Linked DNA regions of Homo sapiens: regions 2 and 3 are each linked to region 1. A link is a contact called in ENCODE Hi-C or POLR2A ChIA-PET data. All regions are on one chromosome and are shown on one strand. Each heading gives the region's core, a stretch centred on a gene start or an enhancer-like site at or near the end of the contact. The rest is flanking DNA. Distances are from core to core; before and after follow the strand shown.

Region 1 (3,972 bases), core at 886-3,385:
GTTGAGCTGCCCTTTGTTTTTTTTTTTTTTTTTTTTTTTTTTTGAGACGCAGTCTCACTGTATTACCCAGCCTGGAGTGCAATGGCGTGATTTTGGCTCGCTGCAACCTCTGCCTCGCGGGTTCAAGTGATTCTCCTGCTTCAGCCTCCCAAGTAGCTGAGATTACAGGCATGTGCCACCACGCCCCGCTAATTTTTGTATTTTTAGTAGAGATGAGGTTTCACCATGTTGGTCGGGCTGGTCTCCCACTCCTGACCTCAGGTGATGCACCCGCCTCGGCCTCCCAAAGTGCTGGGATTACAGGCGTGAGCCACAGCGCCCGACCTGTGTGTCATTCTTTAACTCTCGTCTTCCCTTCAAAACCTAACAATATCTTAAGATCAAAAGCATTCTTCATTTAGGTTTCGCTTTAAAGATAATATAGATCTTTGCCAAAGTCAGTAAACAAAGATGAACAATCCTTGTGTCAGGCCTCTGAGCCCAAGCCAAGCCATCGCATCCCCTGTGACTTGTACGTATACGCCCAGATGGCCTGAAGTAACTGAAGAATCACAAAAGAAGTGAAAAGGCCCTGCCCCACCTTAACTGATGACATTCCACCATCGTGATTTGTTCCTGCCCAACCTTAACTAAGTGATTAACCCTGTGAATTTCCTTCTCCTGGCTCAGAAGCTCCCCCACTGAGCACCTTGTGACCCCCCACCCCTGCCCACCAGAGAACAACCCCCTTTGACTGTAATTTTCCATTACCTTCCCAAATCCTATAAAACGGCCCCACCCCTATCTCCCTTCGCTGACTGTCTTTTTGGACTCAGCCCGCCTGCACCCAGGTGAAATAAACAGCCATGTTGCTCACACAAATCCTGTTTGGTGGTCTCTTCACACGGACGCGCATGAAACCTTGGTCGTGGGCCCTCGTGGTAGAGCCCATGTCCCCCAAGATTTCTTTGGCTGTGTTACCTTAGATTTGAACAAGCACTGTACCTAAGGCGGGCGCCTTCCTCCTCCCGCTTTCAGGAATGCCCTGCTCTGCCATTCTTTTGCTTTCTCACTTCTCTAATACACTTGCTTTCACTTTAGTCCGTGGACTCGCCCCGAATTCTTTCCTACGCGACATCCAAGAAGCCTCTCGCTGGGTCTGAGTGGAGACCTCTTTCTGGTAATAAACGGACTAGGGAGATTCGACTTTGAAGGTGAAAACAAAAACCACCATCCAGTTTATAAGAAGGCGCTCGAGGCCGGGAACGGTGGCTCAGGCCTGTAATCCCAGCACTTTGGGAGGCTGAGGTGGTGGGGCGGGGGGAGGGAATCACCTGAGGTCACGAGTTCGAGACCAGCCTGACCAATATGGTGAAAACCCGTCTCTACTAAAAATATAAACATTAGCCGGGCGTGGTGGCGCACGACTGTAATCCCAACTACTCGGGAGGCTGAGGCAGGAGAATCGCTTGAATCCGGGAGGCAGAGGTTGCAGTAGGCCAAGATCGTGCCACTTCACTCCAGCCTGGGCGAACAAGTTAAACTCTCCATCTCAAAAAAAAAAAAAAAAAAAGGGCGGCACTGGAAACAGCTGGGAGTGACAGGGCCAGGGATGAGGGATCGCAAGCTGCTGGTGAGAAAGGAGCTCAGAGGCTGCCTGGCCTACGGGCCAGGAGACCTCAGCGCAAAAAGCGCAGGACTCGTTCCCCTGCTCTACAGCTGAGTGCCCAGGACGGATCTCACTGGCTGAAAAAAACAGAAGAGAAGGCACCCAATGCAAAATCAAATGTCAGCGAACGAGGGGTCCTTTAACAGGCGGCCCACACGGCCCCTCCTGGCGCCGAGACCCAGCCCCTCCGGGCCACCCCGGCCAGGTACGACCAGCAGGGTCACCTGCGCGCGTCCCCCGAGACGGGGCCTCCTGATGTGAAGCGACCCCAGTGGCACCTCACACGATTCCCGAGGGTTGCGGGCGGCCTCTCCTCAGCCCTGCAGCTCCCACACGCGGACACCGCGGGCCTCGGCCATGTCCACTGACCGACCTTCCTCGCCGGAACTCCTCGCGCATCGCCGGCCCCTCAGCGGCGACTAGCGCGCGAACATCCTGGAAGACGCGTTGCCGGCCCCACGTGAGCCGACGCCCCAAAGCGCGGCTGCTGGCGCCGGCTACGAGATCAAGGTCGGCGCGTGCGCGCTTGCGCGAGACCGGCATTCTCAGCCCCGCGCCGGTTTCCAGGGAGCTGGGCGCATGCGCCGCGTAAGGGGCCCGGCCGGCGGAAGGAGGTGCTACTGCCGGAAGCGCCGGCGCGCTTGCGCAGTAGCTGAACGCGGGCGTTTCTTTCCTCCCTTTTTTTCGAATTGGTTTTGGGGGTAGATTCGAGTTACAAAATGGCCGCCCGGAGCGTGTTCGGCGCGGTTCCCCCAGCTGTCTCTGGCTGAACCGGCGCTCTCGCCTCCCTGCCGAACACAGCGTGAGGAGCCCCCCCAGGGATATGGTGTTTGAGTCTCTGGGCTTGCCGAGCACTAAGTCCTCTGAGTTCCGCAGCGCAGCACCGGAAGCGGCCGAGCGCGCTCAGCCCGGCGACCCCTGCGGGCTCCAGACCCCTGCGCCGCTGCGCCCCGGGTTTCGCCGCAACCAAGACCCAGCGAGTGCAGCGGCGGCCGCCGAGGAGGTGAGGAGCGGCGGCGGGCGCGGGAGGAGAAGAGGCTGAGGGCGGGAGCCTGGTGCTGAGAGCCCAGGGCCGGGAGGGCGGGAGCGGGCTCGGGCCTGGGAGGGGAGTGCGAGTGCAGGGCTGGGGACTGGACCCTGGGGAGGGAGGTGCGGGTTCAGCGCCGGGGGACGGGCCCCTGGGGAGGGGTGCGGGGCCGGGGGACCAGACCCTGGGGAGGGGCTTAAGGGGCTGGAGGACGGGACCCTGGGAAGTGGGGTACAGGGCTAGAGGTCGGGACTCTAGGGAGGGAGCCTGGGTCGGGCGCACGGGCCGGGCGGGGCGCGCGGTGGGGGAGCGACGGGTGGAGGGTGGGGTGGGATGACAGCGGCGACGCAGCCCCGGCTGTTTTTGAAGCGGGGCCCGGGCCCCACCGGGCTGCGGCGTCCGACTCGAGTGAGACTCTCCCCTGCGGCCCCGCCGGAGGTAGGGGGCTGGCAGGGCTGTCCTGGCGTGGTCTTCTCCGTTTCCTTCCTAGCGATTCCTCTCGAGCTTCCTCTCCCCCTGGCCGCCCCTCGTCTCTCTTCTCTTGGGCGCATTACCTCTCTGGCCTGTCTTACTGCGTTCCCGGGTTATTCATCACCCATTTGCTCGGTTCCATTAAGAACCAGCTTGGAGATTAGGTATTTCTGTCTCCTTACTTGGCCCCCTTGTTGTTTTCCTCCAACAAGGCACTTCACTATTAAGTGTAGCCAAATCTGTGTTTTCGTTTTAAGGTGATGTTGACAAGTTGAGCTTTCCAAGGGCAGAGCTACACCAGATGCCAGAGACCACATAACTATATCAGGCACAAATAATGTTTTTTTCCAGTTTACCTAGACTTTCAGTCTCCCACCACGTTGCTTCATACCTAGAAATCATGTCTAATTTGGTTTTTTACCCACAAACGCAAACGTTTTTTAAATTCCCTTTTATTGATTGTTTGATTGAGACTGGGTCTTGCTTTGTCACCAGGCCTCAGTGTAGTGGTAGCTCACTGTGTAGCCTGAAGCTCCTGGGCTCAAGTGATTCTCCTGCCTCAGCTTTCCAAGTAGCTGGGACCACAGGCGTGCGCCACTACGCTCGGCTAATTTTTTATTTCTATTCATCTAATCTATGTCCATCTTTATTTTCGTAGAGACCAAGTTGGTTTCCAACTCCTGGCTTCAAGAGATCCTTCCGCCTCCCTTAAGTTCTTCATAACAGTAGCTAGACATAAGACTCCAGGTGCCAGGCCTTGTTCTGAATATTTTACAGAGGGTTTTTTCTCCCCCCCACTTCTAGCATAAAAGTAAAATGTATTGTC
Region 2 (3,972 bases), core at 415-2,914, 910 kb after region 1:
AGCCCTTGGAGCTGGGGGGTGAGGGGGAGACACAGGACCTTCCTCAGGAAAAGAGGGCACCCCACTCGATAGTGAAGCCACCAGGCAGCTATGGAAAGTGAAAGTTGGTCCGGATTCCAATGAAAAGATTAATTGGAAAACATTTCTACTCCATTTTCTAAAACTGAGTTTTCCCATAGAAAAAAAAATAATAAAGCTATCCCTAAAGTTCTTTCAGCTTCTAAAAAGAAGATGCTGTAGTAAGATTCCAGTCCCCACCGCCCCAACTCCCAGGAAAGCAATTGGGAAGGTTTCTTAACATACCCTGAGTTCTTCCTTCCCTCCCCCCAAATTCCGTGTGTCATGGGGTGGAGGCAGTGGTGTGTTTATCAGGGTGGCTGGCACAATTCACAGCCACAATCATGGGGGTCTAGCGAGCTGTGGAAGGCAGCTCAGTGGGCAGCGAGGCCCTGGCAGAGTTGCCCGGCTGCCCCAGCCCAGCGTTGCCCTCCTGGGCAGTCTAATCCAATGTGAAATGAAGTTTCCTGGGAAGCAGGGCACACGAGGAACTTTTGAATTTACCAATGGCATAAAAAGTATATATATTTTTATGACAACGGGCAAGTTTCAATTGGTTGGCAGAAATGGCGAGATGTGACGTCAAGGGACACTGGTTAGAATGCCAAGGCCGGCGGCGGGGGGTTGGGGGGAGACAGGCACAGACAGACATTGGGTTGGGACCCGGGAGGCCTTGTTTCTCTCGGGCCCTGGCCGCCAAAGGGCCGTCGCAGGCGTCTGGGGACATCAGCTCCATGCGGCTCTGGGCCAGGGCATGCTCGGGCAGGGGGACGGGGTCTGCGAATAGTGACTCTGTGTCCGCGTGCGTCCCCGAGAGCCGGAGGCCCAGGCCGGCCCCTCTGCGGTTTGGGAACCACTCAGGCGCCTCTGTGGAGCGGGCGGGAAAAGACGCCGCGGCCTCCTTGGCATTCTAACCCGTGTCCGGACCCTAGAGGCCGGCCGGTCTCAACCACCGGGAGGGCCTGGGAGGGAACCGTGTGGCCCGGGGCCAGCAGTGTCGCCATCGGGCTCCGAGAGAGCAAAGCTGTGGCCTTGAACTTCTCCCCGAAGCTCCTGTGCCCTGAGTCGGGGAAGCAGGAAGTTGTTGCCACCGGGAAGGAAGAGAGCGCGCTCGGAGCTGGGCAGCGGCTCCAGGCACCGCGCCCCTGCCCATCCCACGCCTCCCCGGGCACCGTGAACCACCCCCCAACCCAACTCCTCCAGGCACCTTGCGCGCCCCTCTTACATCTCCCGGCACTGTGCGCTGACCCCTGCCTCCGCCGGCCGGCTCCCGTGTGCCGAGTCCGGACTCCCACCCCTCTGGGCACCCCTTGCTCCGCGGGGCCGGCGGTGTCCTGGAAGCCGCCGCGGGGTTGCCCGTGCGCGCGCTCCGCCCTGGGGGAAGCCCGCTGCCACCGTCGGCCCCGAGCGCTGTCCCGGGGCCGCGTCGAGAGCTCCGCAGCGCACACTGTTCCCCGCGGGGACGAGCCTGGAGAGCCTGACCGCTGTCCGCGGCGCGCTCGGGGCTGCGGGCACCAGGTTGCGGGGACTGCAGGGACCGTCGGTCAGCCAGGGGTCCCAGAGCCGGGCCCGAGCGTGCGCGCGCGTCCCGCTGCCCGCAATCATGGCAGCCGGCGCCTTGGAGCGCAGCCGCCGAGCGCGCCCCAGCAGCCGCCTCGGTGCCAGGGCGGCGGGGGCGGGCCGGGCCGGGAGCTCGCGCCCGCCCGCCCGCCTCGGCCGCGCGGGCCCCGGGGCGCGAAACGGAAGGCCGCTGGGTCTCCGCGACGCGGTGCCCTTGCCCGGGGCGGGCGGCGGGAGGGGCCGCGGGGCGGGGGCGCGCTGGAGGGGAGCGCCCGGGGCGGCGTGCCCGCGGGGACGCGCACGCGGGGCTGCGGGGCGAGGCGCGGGGCCCGGGCGGCGAATCCGCTGCTCGCACCGCCCGCCCCGCCCGCGCGCGCCGTCCCGGGGTGGGGGGCGGTGGAAGGGGGAACCCAGGAGGGGCGGCGCCCGGTCTTCACCCGCAGCGGGCACGGCGGGGGCCGCGGGGGGCCTCGTTGGTATTCCGGGCGCGGTTGCATCCGCGACCTCCCCGCAGAACAGGGGTGCCCGGGCGCGCGGGCACCGCCGCCGCTCTCGGGCGGTCTCCGCGGGCTGCGGGGCCCGCAGGCGCCTTGCTTTCCCCGTCCCCTCCTCCCTGGGTTCCCCGTACTCCCTCCCCCGCTCCGATCCGGCGGCGAAGGGGTGGGCAGGGAAACGCGCTCTCTGGGACAGGTGCCAACTCCGAGACAAAAGACATAAAATAGGCGGCAACGGGGGAAGCGCGGCCGGCGCGCTCGGGCGGGGACGGCGGCGCCGCGGGGGCCGCATCCTCGGTGCCGACCCGGGAAAGTTTGGGAAGTCGCCGCAGCGGCTTCGCAGCGGCGGGGGACGCGCGGCCCGGGTCGCCCTCCGCGCCGCGCTCGCCCTCTCCGCGCCGCTGCTGAATAATTCATGGCGCGGCCGCCGGCCATTAGCATGCACCGGGCGCGCGGCGCGTCTGTGCCAAGCCGCCGCCGCATTCGGCGCCCGGGCAGCGCCAGACGAGCGGCCGCGCGGCGGCCGGGCCCACGCTGTCCCCGCGCCCGCCCGTCCGGCGGCGCCCATTGTGCCCCGGCCCGCCCCGCCGGGCTGTCCCCAAGCCCGCCTGCAACCCACCGCCCGCCCGACGGCCCGGCCCTGCAAGTCCTGGCTCGCGACGCCCGCCCCGGAATGCACGTGAACTTGGAGAAAGTCGCGGGGCGCGCCGGCCGGGCTCTCCGCGGCAGGGCGTGGGCGTCCCGGGGCCGGCGCGCTTTCGTTTTCGTCTGGGACAAAGGTCCCTTGCGGCGCGCGGACGCCGTGACCGGGTCCTGCGGGCCACTCTGTGGCGCAGTCGGGTCGCTAAGCGCAGGGAAGCCGGAGCCCGAAGGCAAGGAGAGACGCGGCGCGGGGCCGGGGAAGTGGGGCCTGGGCCGTGCGCTTCGCCCGCGGCAGTCCAGAGCCGTCCCACCCTGCGAAGAGTTGCGGGAACTGGCACCGCTCTGCCGTCCGCCGCTTCGACGCGGGAAGAGGGTGAGCGTTTGGAACCCAGGACTCAGACCGCTAGCTGAGGGCCTGTGCAGCTCTGGGCACGCGAGCGCGGCGCCGGCGGCGGCCAGGCACGGTCCTCCCGCAAGGGCAGGGCTGTCGACCTGTGCGCCCCAGGTCACGATCGGGTTCACGGCGACTCCTGAGGACGGTAAGTGCATTTCTCACTTTCGCTGCTTAGTGAGTATTTAAATATTAATGAAGGGATCTCTAAGAGGGACCCTTCCGTAGGGCAGGCCTTCCACAGACCAGGGAACGCACCGAGGAGGTTGCTCTTGAACCTGAAGCCGCACCAGCTTGCAAGAACTCCACTCGGCATTAATCTGGATCTTGGAATTTGTGAAGCACAGCTTCTAATCTCAGGTGTGCAGGCTATTTGCCAGAGAGAATCTTGTTGAACACATAAAATAAGCGTTAGCAGACATCTTAAACACAATGGGAAGAAAAGAAAAAACATCTGTTTTTAGATTTTTTTTTTTTTTTTTTTTTTTGGTGAGATGTGTTTGGAAAGGTTATTGGGAAGCTACAACTCTTTCTTGGAAGATTGAAATATTTCATTTACTTCCTAAACCCACGCTGCTGATTTTTTCCCCCTGGTCGGACACTTGGGGACAGCTGATTTGAGGGGGGATCCTCGGTTCGGCGTTGGCGGCATTTGGGCCGGTTCAGTGAAAGGCCCTTGTGTGAAAGCTGCTGTTTACGGTGGTGTAAAACGAAAAACAATTCGTAACTTTTTGTGGTAAAATGCCCCTTTATAGGTGCCTCACACAGGCCCAGCCAGTGGTCCTGGGGAGTTTGTGAGGAGCAAGAAAGGGGTGAAGGAATGCTTGC
Region 3 (3,972 bases), core at 808-3,307, 670 kb before region 1:
GTGGGGCCTCCCAGACTGCATATTCATGTGCAGAGTGGAACCTGGCCCCCAGACATGGCAGAACTACGCTCCTTGCAGCAACCACTCGACCACTACAGCACAGATGAGGCCCTGCCCGCTGCACCGGGCCCTGGCAGGGCTGGGAGGCATCTTGGGCAGGAAGCCAGACCCCCTCTCCAGGTACACCCATCAAGCCACCAGCCTGGCCAAACGGGCATCTTTCTGTCCAGAGCTCATCAATAGGAACTGGGCAACCAGGTGGGGAGCCGCCAGGGGAGCTTGGAGAGGGCAGAGTAGGAGCCTCCATGAACCAAGTCAGGCTGGAAGGGGTCAGCCCTCGTGGTCCGTCAGCGTGCGGCGGAGTCCCTGTGCCTAAGTAGCAGAGCGGTAGTCATTGAAACAGGCCGGGATGCCAGCAAGAGGGAGGCGAGCATGCAGTGAGCGATAGGTACAAAGCTAGCACGTAAGAGGAAGCACGGCAAGGTGGGCAACCAGGGCGCCAGGAAGGACGGAAGGAAGATCTCCTCGGGGAACACGTCTGGAGAGGCAAGAAGGGAGGTCTTCAAACAGGGGCAAAGCTGTCGTATGGGCATTTCTTCTACACAGCAAAGAGCGTATGCTACCTGGGTGGCTGCAGACGCTACCAAGTGCTGGCGGATTCTTAAAGATTCCGTGCTCGGGCAGGCAGGGCTGGCGCTGGACTAGTCCCGTTGGAAGCTGGATGCACTGGGCAAGGCCCCGTGCCCGCAGAGGCCAGCTGGCGGCAGAGCATCTGCCTCTCTCGCACAGCCCTATTAGAGGCAGAAGTCTTCCTGATTTGGGCGCGCCGCGCATGCCGGAGCGGAGACTTGTAGGTTCTCCGCAACTCTGCCAGGAACCCCTGATAGTTGTTGCGCAAGGGGCTGTCAGGTTGCATGTGGGGGATAGCCCACTTCTCCGCCTCCCCAGTCAGTCGAGACACAAGGAAGGCCACACGCTCGGCCTCACCCGGGAAGCGGGAGGCCTGGAAGATCATGAATCTGTCCATCTGCATCAGGAACCCCGCCAACCGGCCTGGGTCCCCGGAAAAGGGCTCGGGCAGAGAGGTTGGAGGTGTGGTCATGGGTCGAGTCCCGTTTGAAGTAATTGAGGAGATGGGCGGGGTGATCTGCAGAGCCCCCGGGATCCGCGCCCTGGTGCGTAACAAGGTCAGCTCTGCCATCACGCTCTCCAGCATGTTGGTGAGATTGGCCTTCTCCGCCCGCAGGGTGGAAGCCTCCCGCCTCAGCGCCGAGTTGGTGAGGCGCAGGGAGGTCAGGGTGTCAATAACGTCATCCATCTGGGCATTCGGAGACGCTGCCAAGGCTGGGCTTTCAGCTTTGGACGTCTGCGGCTGCACCATGCTGGCCAGAGGTCAGCCACACGCTGAGATCCGCGGGTGGACCAAGAGGGTGTGGTGACCAGGTGGGCCCCTGTAGAAATGGGGGCAGTGTGGGGTGCACGACGGCAGGGCGCTGCGAGACCCCCAAGCCGAGGGCCCGAGAGAGGGGCACGCGGTGCCAGGCCCTAGGGACTTCGGCCCCGGTCCCACGCGGCTCCTTTACTGCAGACTTCGCGGACTACGGAGCCAGACGGGTGGCTGGACCTGCTCTGGGCCCTGGAGGATTAAGAAAAGATGTTTTCAAGGTTTCAGTTGCGACTAGCGGGCAGGAGGGTGAGGGGCGGCGTGGAGGGCCCGCGCGTGGGTGGCGAGGCTGCACAAAGCCCCGCGGCGCCCGCCCCGCGCCCGCCCGGGGGAGAACAAAGGGGGCTGCTCCTTGGCGGCCGCGGGCCTGGGGGCCACCACAGTGGCGGGGCCCGGCCGGGCAGGGGGCCGGGGGCACGCGTACCTGGGGTCTCGCGGTTCCTCCGCGGCTCTGTCCGCCGCCGGCCGTGACCAAGATGGCCCGCGCGGGGGACGCGGCCAGGCCGATGAATCACCGCGCGGACCGCCGAGAACTGCTTCCCGGTCAGCGCAGCCAAGCGACGGCGCTGGCGATGGCGGCGGGCGGCCTCCGGCAGGTGCAGGGACCGGGCCAGGCCGGGGCCGGGGCAGGGGCGGGGCCGGGGTCGCGGCAGAGGGCGGGTCACCGCGCGGCCTTTGTGCGGGCGGGGCCGGCGCGGTGGCGGTGGCGGGCGGGCCTTAGGCTGGCCCCGCTGGTTGCCATGGATACCGACCGCTCCCGCGCGTGCGGAGACGACCGCTGCCCCGCCCCCGGAAGTGATGCACAAAGTCCCACCCCCCCCCACCCCCCAACTCGGGCTGCTGCCAATCGGGGAAGACTGTAGTTGCTGCGGCGTCTTCATCAGGGCGGGTACCTGGTGTTCTCCCAGTCATTCCTCCCAAGAGGGCTTGCAAGGCTCTTTCTGTGGTTGTCATTGGGTTTATTTTTTTGATGATTTACTGTTCTTCTTATTTTTTTTTTTTTTTGAGACGGAGTCTCGCTCTGTCGCCTAGGCTGGAGTGCAGTGGCGCGATCCTGAGTCACTGCAACCTCCGCCTCCCGGGTTCAAGCGATTCTTCTGCCTCAGCCACCCAAGTAACTGGGATTACAGGCGCGTGCTACCATGCCCGGCTAATTTTTGTATTTTTAGTAGAGACGGGGTTTCACCTTGTTGGCCTGGCCAGTCTCCAACTCCTGACCTCAGGGCATCCGCCTGCCTTGGCCTCCCAAAGTTCTGGGATTACAGGCGTGAGCCACTGCATCAGGCCCTTATTGTGATTTGAATATAAATTTAATGTAACAAATCTTGATGTAAGAGAAGTAAAAAAAACTTTATACTACTCAGACTCCCTCCACCTAAAGATAGCAAATAGTAATACATATATATGTAACGTAGAGATAGTAATATTTCTGTACTTCCATCCAGTCATTTTTCTATGATATGTTCTACAAAATATTTTTTACCTTATGAATATTTTGTAACCATAACAGCACATTGAATTTTGAGCATTTTCCTATTAAAGATAGTTCAGAAGCATGATTTTCAGTTATTGCCTGTGGTCCATGGAACTCCTGTACCGCAAAGTATTTAGCCATGCCCTTTTTGATAGATCCTTATCTTGTTTACCATGCTAAAGTTTTATAAACTACACTTGTATATAAATCCCCACCCTTTTCTCTGCTGGGTTCCCCAGAGTAAATACCAAGGAGTGAAGATACCTGGCTGATATGGTTTGGCTGTGTCTCCACCCAAATCTCATCTTGAGTCGTAACTCCCACAATTCCCACATCGTGGGAGGAACCTGGTGGAAGGTGATCGAATTATGTGGGCAGGTCTTTTCTGCACTCTTCTTGTGATAGTGAGTGAGTCTCAAGAGATCTGATGGTTTTAAAAAGGGAAGTTTCCGGCCGGGCACAATGGCTCACGTCTGTACTCCCAGCACTTTGGGAGGCCAAGGCGGGTGGATCACGAGGTCAGGAGATCGAGACCATCCTGGCTAACATGGTGAAACCCCGTCTCTACTAAAAATACAAAAAATTAGCCAGGCGTGGTGGTGGGCGCCTGTAGTCCCAGCTACTTGGGAGGCTGAGCCAGGAGAATGGCGTGAACCCAGGAGGCGGAGCTTGCAGTGAGCAGACATTGCACCACTGTACTCCAGCCTGGGCAACAGAGCAAAAGTCCATCTCAAAAAAAAATTAAAAAAAAAAAAAAGGGAAGTTTCCCTGCACAAGTTCTCTCTTTGCCTGCCGCCATCCATGTAAGACCTGACTTGCTCCTCCGTGCCTTTCACCTTCTGCCGTCATTGTGAGCCTCCCCACCACACAGAACTGTAAGTCCAATAAACCTCTTTCTTTTGTAAATTGCCCAGTCTCAGGTATGTCTTTATCAGCAGCGTGAAAACAGACTAATACACTGGCCAAAGGGTAAGAACTGTTTGATTCCGGGTCTGGATTCCCAGCTTGACCTAGGTGATCCTTCTGCATGGTCAGTTTCAAGCTGGCATGGCTG

Evidence for each region. A loop is a pair of places that touch in the nucleus more often than their neighbours do. ChIA-PET counts read pairs that join two places held with the same protein, here RNA polymerase II (POLR2A). Pooled maps may share reads with other maps.
Region 2: a loop to region 1 is called in a pooled map, with 8 times the contacts of the local background. The contact joins the promoter of LINC02939 here to the promoter of NUP50-DT in region 1. A Hi-C loop is called at or near these places in 5 of 50 pooled maps. POLR2A ChIA-PET finds 5 or more read pairs at or near these places in 2 of 52 experiments (H1 and MCF 10A).
Region 3: a loop to region 1 is called in a map of ascending aorta, with 5 times the contacts of the local background. The contact joins the promoter of RTL6 here to the promoter of NUP50-DT in region 1. A Hi-C loop is called at or near these places in 2 of 168 maps with a recorded cell type or tissue (CD4-positive, alpha-beta memory T cell and ascending aorta) and 10 of 50 pooled maps.

What each region holds. Positions count from the first base shown.
Region 1 is chr22:45,161,646-45,165,617 of GRCh38, forward strand. NUP50-DT (NUP50 divergent transcript) reads right to left here and starts at 2,136. Exons shown (of 3, transcript NR_038956.1): 1 at 1,932-2,136. NUP50 (nucleoporin 50) reads left to right here and starts at 2,280. Exons shown (of 8, transcript NM_007172.4): 1 at 2,280-2,651. RefSeq lists silencers at 1,792-1,841, 2,612-2,841, 2,872-3,051 and an enhancer at 2,209-2,731.
Region 2 is chr22:46,069,357-46,073,328 of GRCh38, forward strand. It overlaps LINC02939 (long intergenic non-protein coding RNA 2939), which reads right to left and starts at 1,665. Exons shown (of 2, transcript NR_148973.1): 1 at 1,283-1,665. All of the region lies in intron 1 of LOC124905135 (collagen alpha-1(III) chain-like), which reads left to right. RefSeq lists silencers at 1,307-2,086, 2,147-2,226, 2,357-2,566, 2,647-2,736, 2,907-2,986 and enhancers at 2,580-3,134, 3,135-3,687.
Region 3 is chr22:44,496,176-44,500,147 of GRCh38, forward strand. It overlaps RTL6 (retrotransposon Gag like 6), which reads right to left and starts at 2,058. Exons shown (of 2, transcript NM_032287.3): 1 at 1,869-2,058; 2 at 1-1,636. The coding sequence starts at 1,381. The coding sequence ends at 662. RefSeq lists an enhancer at 1-729 and silencers at 1,989-2,118, 2,209-2,268.